Linked DNA regions of Homo sapiens: region 2 is linked to region 1. Evidence: read pairs that join two places in POLR2A ChIA-PET (ENCODE). Cell type or tissue: PC-9. All regions are shown on one strand. Links, peaks and the distances in the headings refer to the core of each region. The heading gives the core; the rest is flanking DNA.

The links. ChIA-PET counts read pairs that join two places held together with the same protein. Peaks named below come from ENCODE experiments on the same cell type or tissue, not always from the same donor. Only the 100,000 strongest peaks of a DNase experiment are listed, where the experiment ranks them.
Region 2: POLR2A ChIA-PET joins it to region 1 with 6 read pairs; 2 of 35 experiments call an interaction of 5 or more read pairs at or near these places.

Annotation. Positions count from the first base shown.
Region 1 is chrX:65,639,550-65,647,734 of GRCh38, forward strand. It overlaps a transcript of MSN not described here. Among named protein-coding and RNA genes, the nearest start is that of MSN, 24 kb to the right of the region's middle. In PC-9, for the core only: no CTCF peak of the experiment used is centred there; DNase peaks (open chromatin) are centred at 3,622, 4,272 and 5,552; H3K27ac peaks cover 3,041 bases.
Region 2 is chrX:65,916,669-65,924,853 of GRCh38, forward strand. No RefSeq gene overlaps it. Among named protein-coding and RNA genes, the nearest start is that of MIR223HG, 95 kb to the right of the region's middle. In PC-9, for the core only: no CTCF peak of the experiment used is centred there; no DNase peak of the experiment used is centred there.

The DNA.
Region 1 (8,185 bases), core at 1,214-6,213:
GGTGTGGACTCCAGGGTTCCTGGTTTCTAAGCCAGCATGTGGGTATTGTGTGTTGCTCTTAGAGAAGACTGGCACCTCCTGGACAGCATGACCTGCTCCACCAAGGGAAACAGAGTGAAGTCCCCCTTTGCCTCCAGATCCTCCTTAGTACAGGGATTCTTGGCTACCTCAACATCTTAATCAGGAAGCAGAAGGCAGTCCCTTACTATTTGATGTCGGAGGGAGTAGAAATTTAAGAGCTTCCTTTCATGAGAGGTAGCTGAAGGCTAGGCCTGATCTGGGAGGATTCTGAGAGGGAAGGTAAGCACGGGAACCATTATACACAGGACTTACTGTTTGCCAGCTACTTTCTCACGTATCCATTAATTCAGATTATAAACATTTACTGAGCACCTACTATCTGCCAGGTGCTGTGCTAGATGCTAGGGGTGCCCCAGTGAATGAGACCAGAAAGGAAGGACACACATGGCAAACAGGTGACAATCATAAAGAACACATGGTAGTCTTCTTATTTTATGGATAAAGAAAGGGGGTCTTAGGAGGGGACATAAATTGTCAACATCACACAGCTAGTGTGGGGACTCAAAATGCAGATTTGTTCATCTTTAAACTTGATACACTTTCCATTACACCACCCCACCTCCCTGAATCTGCTGCCTCCAAATCATTTCCCTCACGTTCCTGTTTCAGCACTCAAAATGTCACCATTGGCTGGGCGTGGTGGCTCAGGCCTATAATCCCAGCACTTTGGGAGGCCAAGGTGGGTGGATCATGAGGTCAGGAGTTTGAGACCAGCCTGGCTAACATAGTGAAACCCCGTCTCTACTAAAAATAAATAAAAAAAAATTAGCTGGGCATGGTGGCAGGCACATGTAATCCCAGCTACTCGGGAGGCTAATGCAGGAGAACGCTTGAACCTGGGAGGTGGAGGTTGCAGTGAGCCGAGGTAGTGCCATTGCACTCCAGCCTGAGCAACAAGAGTGAGACTCCATCTCAACAAAACAAACAAACAAAATGTCACCGTTAGAGAGATACTTCTGTGGGATAACACTAGCTTCTCCAATAATTCACTATTAAAATATCAGAACAGCATACTCCGTGGCCTGATATTATCATATCTCAGTTTATCAGCTTTAATTTATCAGTCTAGTAGGAAGCAGAGGGGAGTGGGTAGCAGATGGTGAGTTCTGATGGAGGGCAGAGAAAGGAGGAAAGGTATGATAGCCTAAATGTACTAGAAGGAAATATGTATTAATAATTTTATAATCTTAGCACAGAGCCAGGCGCAGTGGCTCACATCTGTAATCTCAGCACTTTGAGAGGCCGAGGTGGGCAGATTGCTTGAGGCCAGGAGTCCCAGATCAGCCTGGGCAACATGGCAAAACTCTGTCTCTACTAAGAATACAAAAATTAGCTGGGCGTGGTGGCTCATGCCTGTAATTCCAGCTTCTTGGAAGGCTAAGGAACGAGAATTGCTTGAACCCGGGAGGCGGAGGTTGCAGTGAGCCAAGGTCGCGCCATTGCACTCCAGCCTGGGGGACAGAGCAAGAATCTGTCTATAAATAAATAAATAAATCTTGGCATAAGACAGAAATAATAAAATAAGTATTATTTTAGTGGTACAGTTGACTACATAAATGTAAAATAAAAATTATTTTGTGTTGCAAAAGTTAAAGCAAATTCAAAAGACAAATGATAGGCTGGGTGTGGTTGCTCACGCCTGTAATCCCAGCACTTTGGGAGGCCAAGGCAGGCAGATCACTTGAGGTCAGGAGTTTGAGACCAGCGTGGCAAACATGGCAAAACCCCGTCTCTACTAAAAATACAAAAATTAGCTGGGCATGGAGGTGTGCGCCTGTAATCCCAGCTACTCGGGAGGCTGAGGCAGGAGAATCACTTGAGCCTGGGAGGCAGAGGTTTCAGTGAGCCGAGATCACGCCACTGCACTCCAGCCTGGGCAACAGAGTGAGACTCGGTCTCAAAAAAAAAAAAAAAGTGAAGTATATATATATATATATATATATATATATATATATATATATATATATATATTTTAGCATATTGACAGAGAGTAAAATGACTGATGATACCAAGTGTTGATGAGCATGTGGGGATAATAGCTCTTGTATCCATTTCTCATGGAAATGGAAGCTAGAAAACTGTCTCTGGAGACTGAAATCATGTATCAAAATTTAAAATTTGTTTACTGAGGAATAAATATAGCTAAGCGTGTAGAAATATATGCCTAAGGTTATTTATCATAAAATTGTTTGATAGTGTAAAATTGAAAACAACTCAGTGTTGGCCGGGCGCGGTGGCTCATGCCTGTAGTCCCAGCACTTTGGGAGGCCAAGGCAGGTGGATCACCTGAGGTTGGGAGTTCGAGACCAGCGTGACCAACATGGAGAAACCCTGTCTCTACCAAAAATACAAAATTAGCTGGGTGTGGTGGTGAATGCCTGTAATCCCAGCTACTCGGGAGGCTGAGGCAGGAGAATCGCTTGAACCTAGAAGGCGGAGGTTGCGGTGAGCCGAGAGTGTGCCATTGCACTCTAGCCTGGGCAACAAGAGCGAAACTCCATCTCAAAAAAAAAAAAAAAAAAAGAAAGAAACGAAAACAACTCAGTGTCCTTTGTTAGCAGAATGGTTAAATAAACTATAATACATCCATGCAATGAAACACTATGAAGCCACATAAAATGGTGAAATAGACCTATATTAATTGGCATGCAAAGATGCCCAAGAATACTGTTGAGTGAAAAAAAGCAGGTTATAAACCAGAATGTAGAGTGTACATTATGGTGTGTGTGTGTGTGTGTGTGTGTGTGTGTGTGTGTGTTATCCTGGATTATACTAATAAATATATTATTTTGGAAGAAAGGAGGTACATTGGGCAGAGTCCGCCAGGGTCCAGGTTTGGGCATGGCATACCACACAAAGCGACACAAGTCATAGACAAGTCACACAAACAAGTGACAAACTGGAGTCTGTCCAGAGGGAAGCAAGTAGGCTGAGAGGGAGTGGAACTCAAGTCAGGGAAACAGTTGAAGGATCTGGGCCAGAGAGAATGTAAATCTCAGGGAAACTGATTTTGACTTATATAAATGCAGCTCTTTGAATCCCTAGCTCTCCTGTGATTGAGTAGGCTGTCTAGCTAGGGACTGGGAGTGAGCTTCTCATCACTGAAGGTGTGTAAGGAGATGGTCAGGGAGTTAGATGACCTCTGAGTCCATTCTTTTCTAGTTTTTGAGAGGCTCAGACTTGACAAATGTGGACGTGCATGGCCTGCCTGAGGCTGATGGGAAAGTCAAGGGCAGGGGCCTCAGGGAAAAAAAACCAATGGGATCTGCTGTGAGTTAGAGCAAAGGCCAGTCAGCTTAGCTTCCCACCCCTATCCCCTCAGAGAGATCTCCCCTCCCTAGCCACCCCATCCCACTCGCTTCTCCCTTATCTCAGAGCATCTGACCTGTGGAAACTGCAGGTCTTCTAGCCCTTAGATTAGAATTCCTCCCTCCTCTTCCCTTCTTCTGAGTCAGAGAGCTTAAATTGGCTCTGTTATTAGGGTGAATAGGTAGGTGGTTACCTAGGTGGTGTGATTCCCAAGGGCACTAGACCTATTCCCTTGTTTCAAGATACCTCCCCAATGTCTGATTTTTCATTAGTGCTTTGTACTTTGAATCTTGAATGCTTTCCAAAATTCCTTTGCAAAAATGCCAATGATTCCGGGAAGAGGATCACCTTAAGCTGCCAGGAAAGGGGAGGGGTAGGGAAGGGCTTCTGTATTCTGCACAGGACTGCTTCTGAGTGTCTAGAGGAAGATTTGTAGGCTGGGAGGCTGGGCAAGGCAAGAGTGGGAGGAGACGTTTGGGGAGGGGTTTTTCTATTCAAGGGCCCAAGTACTCTGTGGTTAAATCTTAGAACCAGCTAGGCTCCATAGTTCCTAGGCCCAGCGCACATTCGAATCACCCAGAGAGCTTTTAAAAATATTGATGCTAGAAAGTTCTAGCAACTGTACTCAAGCTAGAAAGTTCTAATTTAATTGGCCTGGGGTGGTGTCCAGATATAGTTGTTTTTATAAAACTTCCCAAGTGATTCTAATGTGCAGCCAGGGCTATGAATCACTAAACCAAGAGAAGCCTAGTTAGATGTAATCTAGTTTGAGGGAGAAGAAAAAGGGGCTGGATTAGCTTCTTGGTCCCCTGTCAGGTGGGACCCACTGGGAAGGTATGGTATTACTCCATTGCTCCCTGGCTACAACCCATTGTCTCAAGGGTGATTGAGGGCTGGAAAGCTAATTACCTATGTAAGGTGACCTAACTTTCTGGTTTGCCTGGGACTTTCCTGGTTTTGAAACGGAAAGTTCTGCATTCCCAGCAAACTGGAAATGTTGGTCACCCTACACAGGGTGACTGCAAGTATTTAGACCTTAAGTTATTTGAGCACTGATTGGGACAACCACTTTTTTCTCTCCCTCAGTTTTCTCTTCTGTAAAATGGGGCCAGCTTTTAAATCCTTGTTCTGCCTCTCTCACTGGCTGCTGCAAAATGGAATAACATTAGCAAAAGGGCTCAGTGATATGTATAGCACTTCAGGATGGAATGTTATAAATAATAAGCAGTACCTGCCAGGCTGAAAAGGTCACAGGATGCTTGCCAATTAAATCTGTAACATCCTTTGTGGTGGTAGGCTGGCTTTCATATATTCTTTCCTTCTCTCCCATGAGTTCCTTTACCTTTTCCCCTAAATCCTAGGATATCAGAGCTGGAAGGGACCATAGACACTTCTTAGTCCTATCCCACCATCAAACAGATGGAAAGATGGAGGCCTAGAGAGGTAAAATAACTGATTCAAGATCATACAGTTTATTAGTGGCAGAGCTGGGGTTCAAACTTAGCACATCATTATGCCCAGCTCCGTCGTCTCAGAACTGCGTATCACTGACCAACCACCTCTCTGACCCCCATAATCCCATAAAAAGGACATTATGTTTTATTTATCCCACAAATACTATTTGAGTACAAAGAAAAAAGGAAGCTCAAGGGACAGTGGCAGCTCAGGGCAGGGGGAATCAAATTCAGACTGAGGAAGCAGCTATGGTCAGGGACTTCTCAGATGAGGTGAGCTGAGACTAGAATAAAAGTAATAGTTCTCCTGGTAAGTGGGGGAAGCCATTAGGGGAATGACATTCTAGGCAGTGGAAACATGTCCAATGACCCAGAGGAGGCAGACAACATGGCTTTTCAGTCCAATCCAGGGCTTGGGATTACTGGAGAGCAGGGTGATGGGACAAGAGATGAGACTGATCATATATGCCCTGTTAAGGAATTTGGACTTTTCCCTGTAGGTGTCAGAACACCATGAAGGGATTTAAATAGCCACTCATAACTCCAGGGCAAACAGAGGGGGATTTTAAAAACAATGGAAAAGTTAGAGTTACCCCCAATCTCAGAACAGAGCTAACAATCACTCTTCTAGCACAAACTGCCAAGTACTGGAGCTGATGCCAAGCCCTGAGTCATCCCTGGGCTACTGGGCTGGGAGGAGGCCCAGCCCCACCCTCCCCTGTCTGGGCTTGGTTTAGGCTGAGCCATGTAGACTCCAGGCCTAGGCTGGCAGGCCTTCAGGCTATCCTTCCCCAAGTGTGCTTCCCAGGCTGCTCTGAGCCTGGAGCTATCAGGACCCTCCTCGCTTCTGATAGCTGATAGCTGGCCTCTGACAATGCATCCCTCAAGGTCTCTGCTTTGCTTATTGCTCTCATCTGTATCAGTGGAGTTTTTCCTACCTCTCTTCTGGGCTTCATGTAATGAACCCTCCTACTCCCAGGTCTCGATAGCACAGATTTTCCTTTCTTTCTGCTCCCATGGATTTTCCCTAAAGCATGTTTGTCGGGAGTTGAGTGTCCAAAGCATTGCGGGGGCACAGAGAAGAAAGGGAGTTTCTGTAGGCGGGGCGGGGGTGGTGGTGAGGGGGACAGCTTTTCTTTTCTCAGAAAATGACATTTGACTTGTATTGTGAAGAGTGAGTATGAGTTGGTCAAGTGGAAAAAGATTATAAAACTGAGGAGCAGAAGGCTCAAAGACACAGAACTTTGAATCTATGTGGAAATGCTTAGGTGTGGCTCCAACATAGAGGAAACGCTTGGTGAGGTGAAACAGAGCAGGGATGAAGGAGGAAACATTGAGATAAAACTGCCCAGCTGCCTCCACCTTGATGGTTCATGGGTACCTCAAATTCACCATGTCCAAAAACTTCATTCTCTTCCTTCTGCTCCGCAAGTTGGTACTATTATAGGGCTTCTAATCACTAATTCCTATCTGTTCTGTAATACCTCTTTAATCCCTCAAATTTATCCTCTTCTCCCCATTTCTAATATAGGTCTAGTATCCCTAATCCGAAAAGTTGGCACTCAAAAAGTTTCAGATTTTGAAGCATTTTGAATTCTGGATTTTTGGATTAGAGATGCTCAATTTGTATAATGCAAATATTCCAAAATTTGGAAAAATCATAATTTCAAAACACTTCTGGTTTCAAGCATATTGGATAATGAATATTCAACCTCTACTACCATCCAAGTCCATAACTGAAGCATGAGTATATCTTTTCCTTTTGTTCAATAAAAACTGGGTGTCCCTTTTCACAGCTCAGTTGCATGTGACCTGTGGCTTCCATGTCTGTACTCTATTGTTAATAATTTCTCCTCTTTCATTTCTCCCCTCAACAGGGTTCCTCAGTTTTAACTTCCTGATCTTCACTTCTCTCATCCTGATTTTAAAGTTGTGTTTATTTAATTTTACAATTTTATTGCTTTCTTGTGGTGAGTTACTTCAAATCATTTGTGGAATGAGTTGAGAGATGAATGAGTTGAGAGATAGCTGGCCCAGAGGAGATAACGATAACATAGCTCACATCCTCATTATTTTTTGCCTGAGCTGTTACAATGGCTTCCAAACTGAGTTCTATATCCCCCATCTCATCTCATCCCCTCAATTCTGTCTTCCTTTGGCATGTGACATTATCTTTTCTAAAAACAAAAACCTGATCAAGTCACTTCCCTGCTTTAAAACTATAAGCAGTTTCTCATTATCCCGAGGATAACATTCAAGACCCCTAGTATGGCCGGGCGTGGTGGCTCACGCTTGTAATCCCAGCACTTTGGGAGGCCAAGGCGGGCTGATCACCTGAGGTCGGAAGTTCAAGACCAGCCTGTCCAACATGGAGAAACCCCATCTCTACTAAAAATACAATAAATTAGATGGGTGTGGTGGTGCATGCCTGTAATCCCAGCTACTCGAGAGGCTGAGGCAGGAGAATCTCTTGAACCCGGGGAGCGGAGGTTGTGGTGAGCCGAGATCGCACCATTGCACTCCAGCCTGGGCAACAAGAGTGAAGCTCCATCTCAAAACAAAACAAAACAAAACAAAAAAACAAACCCTAGTATGAGGTACAAGGCCCTTTGTGAATTCACCACCTCTCATTCACTCTTATTATAGACACTGGTTTTCAATAGAGATAAAAAGCAAACACTGTTCCTGCCTTAATGAAACTTATGGTTTACTTGGGGAGACAGACATTAATCAACTCAAGACTCAAATAATTGTATATTTGCAAACTGTAGTAAGTTAGTAAGTTCTATGGAGGAAAGGTGGTTAGTTTGCTCTATCTCTTTTTTTTTTTTTTTTTGAGATGGAGTCTTGCACTGTCATCCAGGTTGGAGTGCAATGGCGTGATCTCGGCTCACTGCAACCTCCACCTCCCGGGTTCAAGCAATTCTCCTGCCTCAGCCTCCCAAGCAGCTGGGATTACAGGTGCCTGCCACCACACCCAGCTAATTTTTTGGATTTTTAGTAGAGGTGGGATTTTGCCATGTTGGCCAGGCTGGTCTCGAACTCCTGACCTCGTGATCCGCCCACCTCGGCTTCCCAAAGTGCTGGGATTACAGGCGTAAGCCACTGCACCCAGCCAGGTGGTTAGTTCTCTAAGGACATGTGGTAGGGATCCTGACATATGGTGGGTTTTAGAGAGTTCCACAAGTAGTGATATTTGATCTAAAGGAAGGATTGAATTGGTGTTAACTAGGTAAATGGTGAAGGTGGGGAAACATGTGCTCCCCTGCAGAATGCATAGTATGCAAAGACCTTCATGGGGGATGGATTGGAGGAAGCATAACACATTTTAGAGATGGAAA
Region 2 (8,185 bases), core at 1,803-6,802, 280 kb after region 1:
TTCAGTATACTGTTTGCTGTGGGTTTCTCATAGATGGCTTTTATTACCTTATGTCATTTCTATGCCGATTTTGTTGAGGGCTTTAGTCATAAAGCATTGCTGGACTTTGTCAAATGCTCTTTCTGCACCTACTGAGATGATCATGTGATTTTTGTTTTTAATTCCGTTCTTGTGATGTATCACATTTATTGACTTATGTATGTTAAACCATCCCTGCATCTCTGGCATGAAACCCACTTGATCATGGTGGATTATCTTTTTGATATGTTGTTGGATTTGGTCAGCTAGAATTTTGTTGAGAATTTTTGCATCTATGTTGACCAGGGATAGTGGTCTGTGGTTTTCATTTTTTGTTATGTCCTTTCCTGGTTTTGGTATTAGGGTGATACTGGCTTTACAGAATGATTTAGGGAGGATTCCCTCTTTCTCTATCTTTTGGAATAGTGTCAATAGGATTGGTACCAATTTTTCCTTGAATGTCTGATGGAATTCAGCTGTGAATCCATCTGTTCCTGCACTTTTTTTTTTTGGCAATTTTTAAATTACCATTTCAATCTAACTACTTCTTATTGGTCTTTTCAGAGTTTCTTTTTCTTCCTGGTTTAATCCTGGAGAGTTGTATATTTTCAGGAATTTATTCTTCTCTTCTAGGTTTTTTAGTTTATGCACATAAAGTATTTCATAGTAGCCTTGAATGATGTTTTGTATTTCTGTGGTATCAGTTGTAATATTTCCTGTTTCATTTCTAATTGAGCTTATTTGGATCTTCTCTCTTCTTTTCTTGGATAATCTCACTAATGGTCTGTCAATTTTGTTTTTCTTTTCAAAGAATCAGCTCTTTGTTTCATTTATCTTTTGTTTTTTTTTTTTTTCAATTTCCTTTAGTTCTGCTGTCATATTTGTTATTTCTTTTCTTCTGCTGGCTTTGGGTTTGGTTTGTTTTTGTTTCTTTAGTTTCTTGAGGTGTGACCATAGATTGTCTATTCATGCTCTTTCAGACTTTTGATATAGGCATTTAATGCCATAAACTTTCCTCACAGCACTGCTTTTACTGTATCTCGGAAGTTTTGATAGGTTTCTTGTTTTGTTTTGTTTTGTTTTGTTTTTTACTATTATCATTCAGTCAATTTTTTTCATTTCCTTCTTGATTTTATTCTTGACCCAACAATCATTCAGAAGCAAGTTATTTAATTTCCGTGTATTTGCATGGTTTTGAGGGTTATTCTCAGTGTTGATTTCCTATGTTATTCCACAGTGGTCTGAGAGAGTACTTGATATAATTTCGATTTTTAAAAATTTGTTGAGACTTCTTTTGTGGCCTATCATGTAGTCTGTCTTGGCGAATGTTCCATGTGCTGATGAATAGAAGGTATATTCTGCAGTTGTTAGGTAGAATGTTCTGTAAATATCTGTTAAGTCCATTTATTGTAGGGTATAGTTTAAGTCCATTGTTTCTTTGCTGACTTTCTGTGGTGATGACCTGGCTAGTGCTCTGAGTGGAGTTTTGAAGTCCCTCACTATTACTGCATTGCTGCCCATCTTGTTTCTTAGGTTTAGTGTTCATTGTTTTATAAATTTTGGAGCTCCAGTGTTAGGTGCATATATATTTCCAATTGTGATATTTTCCTGTTGGTTTAATCCTTTTATCATTATATAATGTCCCTCTTTGTCTTTTTTAATTGTTGTTTTATGTCTTTTTTTTCGGATATAAGAATAGCTACTCCTGCTTACTTTCGGTTTCCATTTGCATGGAATGTTTGTTTTCCATGCTTTTACCTTAAGATTATTTGAGTCCTCATGTGTTAGGTCAGTCTCTCAAGGAAAACAAATACTTGGTTGATGAATTCTTATCCATTCTGCTGTTCTGTATCTATTGAGTGGAGCATTTAGGCCACTTAAATTCAGTGTCAGTATTGAGATGTGATAGAATACTATTCTATTCATTGTGCTAGGTTTTTTTTTCATTGTGCTATTGTTTTATAGGTTCTGTAAGATTTATGCTCTAAGAAGGTTCTATTTTGGTGTACTTTGAGGTTTTGTTTCAAGATTAGAGCTCCTTTTAACAGCTCTTGTAATACTGGCTTGATAGTGGTGAATTCTCTCAGTATTTATTTGTCTGAAAAAGACTGTACCTTTCCTTCATTTATAAAGCTTAGTTTTGCTGGATATAAAATTATTGCCTGACAACTGCTTTGTTTAAAGAGGCTAAAAATAGGACCCCAATCACTTACAGGCTTTAGGGTTTCTGCTGAGAAATCTGTTGTTAATCTAAAAGGTGTTTTTAAATAGGTTACCTGATGCTTTTGCCTCACAGCTCTTAAGAACTTTTCTTCATCTTCTCTTTAGATAACCTGAGAACTATGTGCCTAGGCAATGATCTTTTTGAGATGAATTTCCCAGGTGTTCTTTGAGCTTCTTGTATTTGGATGTCTGGATCTCTAGCAAGGCCAGGGAAGTTTCCTTCAATTATTCCCTCCAATATGCTTTCCAAACGTTTAGCTTTCTCTTCCTCCTCAAGAACACCAATTATTCCTAAGTTTGTTCATTTAACACAATCCCAAACTTCTTGGAGGGTTTGTTTATATTTTAAAATTATTTTTTCTTTATCTCTGTTTGATTGGGTTAATTCAAAAGCCTTGTCTTCAAGTTCTGAAGTTCTTTCTACTTGTTCCATTTTATTGTTGAGTTTTTCCCGTGTATTTTGCATTTCTCTAAATGTGTCTTTCATTTCCAGAAGTTGTGATTGTTTTAAATTTATGCCATCTATTCTTCTGGAGATTTTTTCATTCATACACTGTATCATTTAAAACATTTCTTTAGGCCAAACGTGGTGGCTCATGCCTGTAATCCCAGCACTTTGGGAGGTCGAGGCCAGTGGATCACGAGGTCAGGGGATAGAGACCATCCTGGCTAACAGGGTGAAACCCTGTCTCTACTAAAAAATACAAAAAATTAGCCAGGTGTGGTGGTGGGCACCTGTAGTCCCAGCTACTCGGGAGGCTGAGGCAAGAGAATGGCATGAACCTAGGAGGCCGAGCTTGCAGTGAGCCCAGATCGCGCCACTGCACTCCAGCCTGGGCAATAGAGCGAGACTCCATCTCAAAAAAACAAAAAACAAAACATTTCTTTAAGTTGATATTTACCTTTCTCTGGTGCCTTCTTGAGTAGCTTAATAATTGACTTTCTTAATTCTTTTTCTGGCAATTCAGAGATGTATTCTTTGTTTGGATCCATTGCTGGTGAGCTAGTGTGATCTTTTCTGCGTGTTAAAGAAGCTTGTTTTCTTATATTACCAGAATTGTTTTTCCGGTTCCTTCTCATTTAGATATACTATTTCAGAGGAAAGATCTGGGGCTCCCAGGTAGCTCTTCAGATTCTCTTGTCCCATAGGGTGATCCCTTGATGTGGTGCCCTTCCGCTTCCCTTAGGGATGGGGCTTCCTAAGAACCAGACTGCAATGATTGTTATTTCTTTTCTGGGTTTAGTCACTCAGCATAGCTACTGTGCTCTGGGCTGGTACAGGGGAGTATTTGCAAAAAGTCCTGTGATGTGATCTGTCTTCAGTTCTCTCAGCCATGGATACCTGCACCTGCTCCAGTGGAGGTATCAGGGCAGTGAAGCGCACTCTGTGTGGGACCTTGGTTGTAGTTTTATTTACTGTGCTGGTTTTCTCAAGTGCTGGTTGTGCTGGCAGTAAAATTGTCATGTCGATAGACTCAGGACCTCTGGTTAGTCAGGATGTTACAGGCAGTGGAGTTAGCTGTTGATTTCTTTTCTCGGGATAAAATTTTTCTGTCATGAATTGCTGTAAGGGTTCAATTTGCCTGGCCTCCAGCCAGGAGGTGGTGCTTTCAAGAGAGCATCAGCTGCTGTAGTATAGGGAGAATACAAGCTTGCCCTAGGGTTGCCTGGATAAATATTCAGGTTTCTCAGATAGTGGGAAAGGCCATAGAGCTCCCAGGAGATTATGTCTTTTGTCTTTTGCTATGGTGGGGGTTGGGGAGGCTTGTAGAGAAAGACCATCAGGTCGGGTCAGGTTTAGGCATGTCTGAGCTCAGACTCTCCTTGGGTGAGGCTTCCTGCAGCTGCTGTGGGGAGTGGAGTTGTATTTCAGTGGAGTTGTATTTCTCAGGCTGATGGAGTTACATTCCTGGGGTATTATGGCTGCCTCTGCTGCATCATACAGGTTTCCTGGGAAGTGTGAAAAAAACTGGCAGTGACAAGTCTCACCCAGCTTCCACATAGCCAGAACAACAAGTCTCACTCCTGCTATGCTTCCCCAACAGAATTGAGTTTATATCCAGGCAGCCAGTGAGCAGGGCTGGGAACTTGCTCTAGGCTACAAGCCTCCCCAGTGAGAAAGCAAGCAGGGCTTCACTCCTTTCCACCTTCTGTGGCTTCCATGCTCATGACTGCACTTCCTGTTCAACTCCCCCTGTCCCCCAATTCTCTCCAGGTAAATTCACATTTGGTAGAAATATTACAAAGTTCAGCTGAAAGTTTCCTTCTCCCTGTGTTCTTTCTCCAATTTACTGGCAGCTCTCCCCAAGGGCTTCTATGTGATAAAGTCAGAAATGGCTTCTTTAGGCTTTTTTGGGTGCCAAGAGTGCCTACAGTTCTGTTCCCATTGCTTCTTTTACTTTTATATTTCCTTCTGCTCTCTAAATTCATTTCATCTCTAAGTAAGGTTAAATTCTTCTTTTGTGACCAGGATTTTCAGGTTTCCTGGTGAGGATGTGTGTTTGGAGGTGTACTTTCTTTGTCTCACGCTTTGGGCACTCAAAGTTTTTTGGCTGTCTCACGGAGTTGCAGTGACAAGCCTCTTTCAAATGGCCTGTTAATTCTTTTGTTTTTTTCTCATGTGTTCCTGTGGTAGTTCCTGGAGCAAAAGTTCAAGATGTGAGTCTCCACATGCTGTTCTGTATGTCTGAGCAGGAGCTGCAAGTTAGTACTGCCTCCTATCCACCATCTTCCTCCTGAATTACATTTATTGATTTGCATATGTTGAACCTATCTTGCATCCTGGGGATGAAGCCTACCTCATCATGGTGAATATGCTTTTCAATGTGCTGTTGGATTTGGTTTGCCAGTAGTTTTTTGAGGATTTTTTCATCAATATTAATCAGAGATATTGGCCTGAAGTTTTATTTTTTTGTTGTGTCTCTGATGGGTTTTGGTATCAGGATGATGCTGGCCATATAGAATGAATTAGAGAGGAGTCTCTCCTTTTCATTTTTCTGGGATAGTTTTAGTAAGAAAGATACCAGCTCTTCTGTGTACCACAGGTAAAATTCAGCTGTGAATCCATCTGGTCTTGGGCTTTTTTTGGTTGGTAGACTATTTATTACTGCCTCAATTTCAAAACTCGTTATTGGTTTTTTTCAGAAATTTAATTTCTTCCTGGTTCAATCTTGGGAGGGTGTATGTGTCCAGGAATTCATCAATTTCTTCTAGATTTTTTAGTTTATGTGCATAGAGATGTTTATAATATTCTCTGATGGTTTTTTTTTAATTTCTGTGGAGTCAGTGGTGATATTCCCCTTATCATTTCTGATTGTGTTTATTTGAATTTTCTGTCTTTAGTCTATCTTACTATTTTTTTCAAAAAGCCAACTCCTAGATTCGTTGATTTTTTTTGAAGGTTTCTTTGTGTCTAGCTCCTTCAGTTCTGCTCTGATGTTCGTTATTTCTGGTCTTCTGCTAGCTTTGGGATTTGTTTGCTCTTGGTTATCTAGTTCTTTTGGCTGTGATGTTACGTTGTTAACTTGAGATCTTTCTAGCTTTTTGGTGTGGATATTTATTGCTATACATTTCCCTCATCACTGCTTAGCTGCATCCCAGACATTCTGGTACGTTGTCTCTTTGTTCTCATTAGTTTCAAAGAACTTCTTGATTTCTGCCTTAATTTTTTATTTACCTAGGAGTTATTCAGTAGTATGTTGTTCAATTTCCATGTAGTTGTGTGATTTTGAATGAATTTCTTAATTTTAAGTTCTTATTTGAAGATGCTGTGGTCTGAGAGACTGTTATGATCTCAGCTATTTTGCATTTGCTGGGGAGTGTTTTACTTCTAATTATGTAATTAATTTTAGACTAAGTACCACTTGGAAATGAGAAGAATGTATATTCTTTTGTTTTGGGGTGGAGAGTCCTGTAAATATTTATCAAGTCCACTTGATCCAGAACTAACTTCAGGTCCTGAATGTCTTTGTTAATTTTCTGTCTCGATCTGTCTGATATTGTCACCGGGGTGTTAAAGTCTCCCATTATTATTGTATGGGAGTCTAAGTCTCTTTGAATTTCTCTAAGAACTTGCTTAAAGAATGTAGGTGCTCCTGTATTGGGAGCATATGTACTTAGAATAGTTAGCTCTTCTTGTTGAATGGAATCCTTTACCATTATGTAATACCTTTCTTTGTCTTTTTTGATCTTTGTTGGTTTAAACTCTGTTTTGTCAGAAACTAGGATTGAAACTTCTGCTTTTTTTCTGTTTTGCATTTGCTTGGTAAATTTTCCTTTATTCCTTTATTTTGAGCCTGTGTGTGTCTTTGCATGTAAGATGGGTTCCTTGAAGACAGTGTACTGATGGGTTTTGGTTCTTTATCCAGCTTGCCATTCTGCGTCTTCTAATTGGAGCATTTACCCCATTGCCATTTAAAGTTAGTATTGTTATGTGTAGATTTGATCCTGTCATCTTGAGGCTAGCTTGTTATTTTGCAGACTTGTTTTTGTGGTTGCTTCATAGTGCCACTTGTCTGTGTACTTCAGTGTGTTTTTGTAATAGCTGCTAATGGTTTTTCTTTTTCACATTTTGCACTTCCTTCGGGAGCTCTTACAAGGCAGGTCTTGTGATGAATTCCCTCAGCATTTGCTTCTCTGAAAAGGATCTTATTTCTCCTTTGTTTATGAAGCTTATTTTGGCCAGGTATGATACTCTGGATTGAAAATTTTTATGTATTTATTATTTTACTTTATTTTATTTGTTTAGAATGTTGAATATTGACCCTCAATCTCTTCTGGCTTGTAGGGTTTCCACTGACAGGTCTGCTTTTAGTCAGGCTTCCCTTTGAGGGTGATCTGGCCTTTCTCTCTGGCTGCCCTTAACATTTTTTTCCTTTCATTTCCTCCTTGAAAATCTGATAACTATGTGTCTTGAGAATGATCTTCTCTTGGGAACATGTTACTGAGGCTCTGCACATTTTCTGAATTTGAATTGTTGGCCTGTCTTGCTAGGTTGGATACTTCCTTTTGGATGATATTCTCAAATATGTTTTCCAGATTGGTTCCATTATCACTGTCTTTTCCAGGTACCCCAATCAGTCATAAATTTTGTCTCTTTACATAATCCCATATTTCTCAGAGGTTTTGTTCATTCTTTCTAATTATTTTCTCTATTCTTGTCTGTCTGTGTTATTTCAGAAAGACAGCCTTCAAACTGATATATTTTCCTCCACTTGGTCTATTCTGCTATTAATACATGTGATTGCATTGTGAAGTTCTCCTAGTGTGTTTTTTAGCTCTGTCAGGTTGGTTATGTTTCTCTCTATACTGGCTATTTTGGTTGTCAGCTTCTGCATTCTTTTATTTTGCTTCTTACTTTCTTTGTGTTGAATTACAACATGCTTTTTTTTTTTTTTTTTTTTTAGCTCAGCAAAGTTCATTTTTATCCACATTCTGAATCCTACTTCTGTTATTTCAGCCATTTCATCCTCAGCCCAGTTCTGAACCCTTGCTGGAGAGGTGTTGTAGTCATTGGGACGAAAGGGGATACTCTAGAGTTTTGAGTTTTCAGCATTTTTGCACTGATTCCTTTTCATCTTTGTGAGATTATCTACCTTTGATCTATGAGGTTGCTGTCTTTTGGATGGGGTTTTTTTGGGGGATTTTGTTTTTGTTGTTTGTTTGTTTTTGGCAGCCTGGCTACTCTTCCATAGGGCTGTTCTGGTTCATTGGGGGCCCACTCCCGACCCCTAGTCCTCAGTTTTTCCCATACCTGGAGGTATCACAAGTGAAGTCTACAAAGCAACAGAGATGGAAGCGTGCCCCTTTCTCTGAAATCTCCATCCTAGTGGGGCACTGACATGTTGGCTGCCCAAATGTGCCTGTAGGAAGTGGCTAGAGATCCCCGTTGGGAGGTCTCATCCAGTCAGGAGGAAAGGATAAGGGACCCACTTAAGAAAGCAAT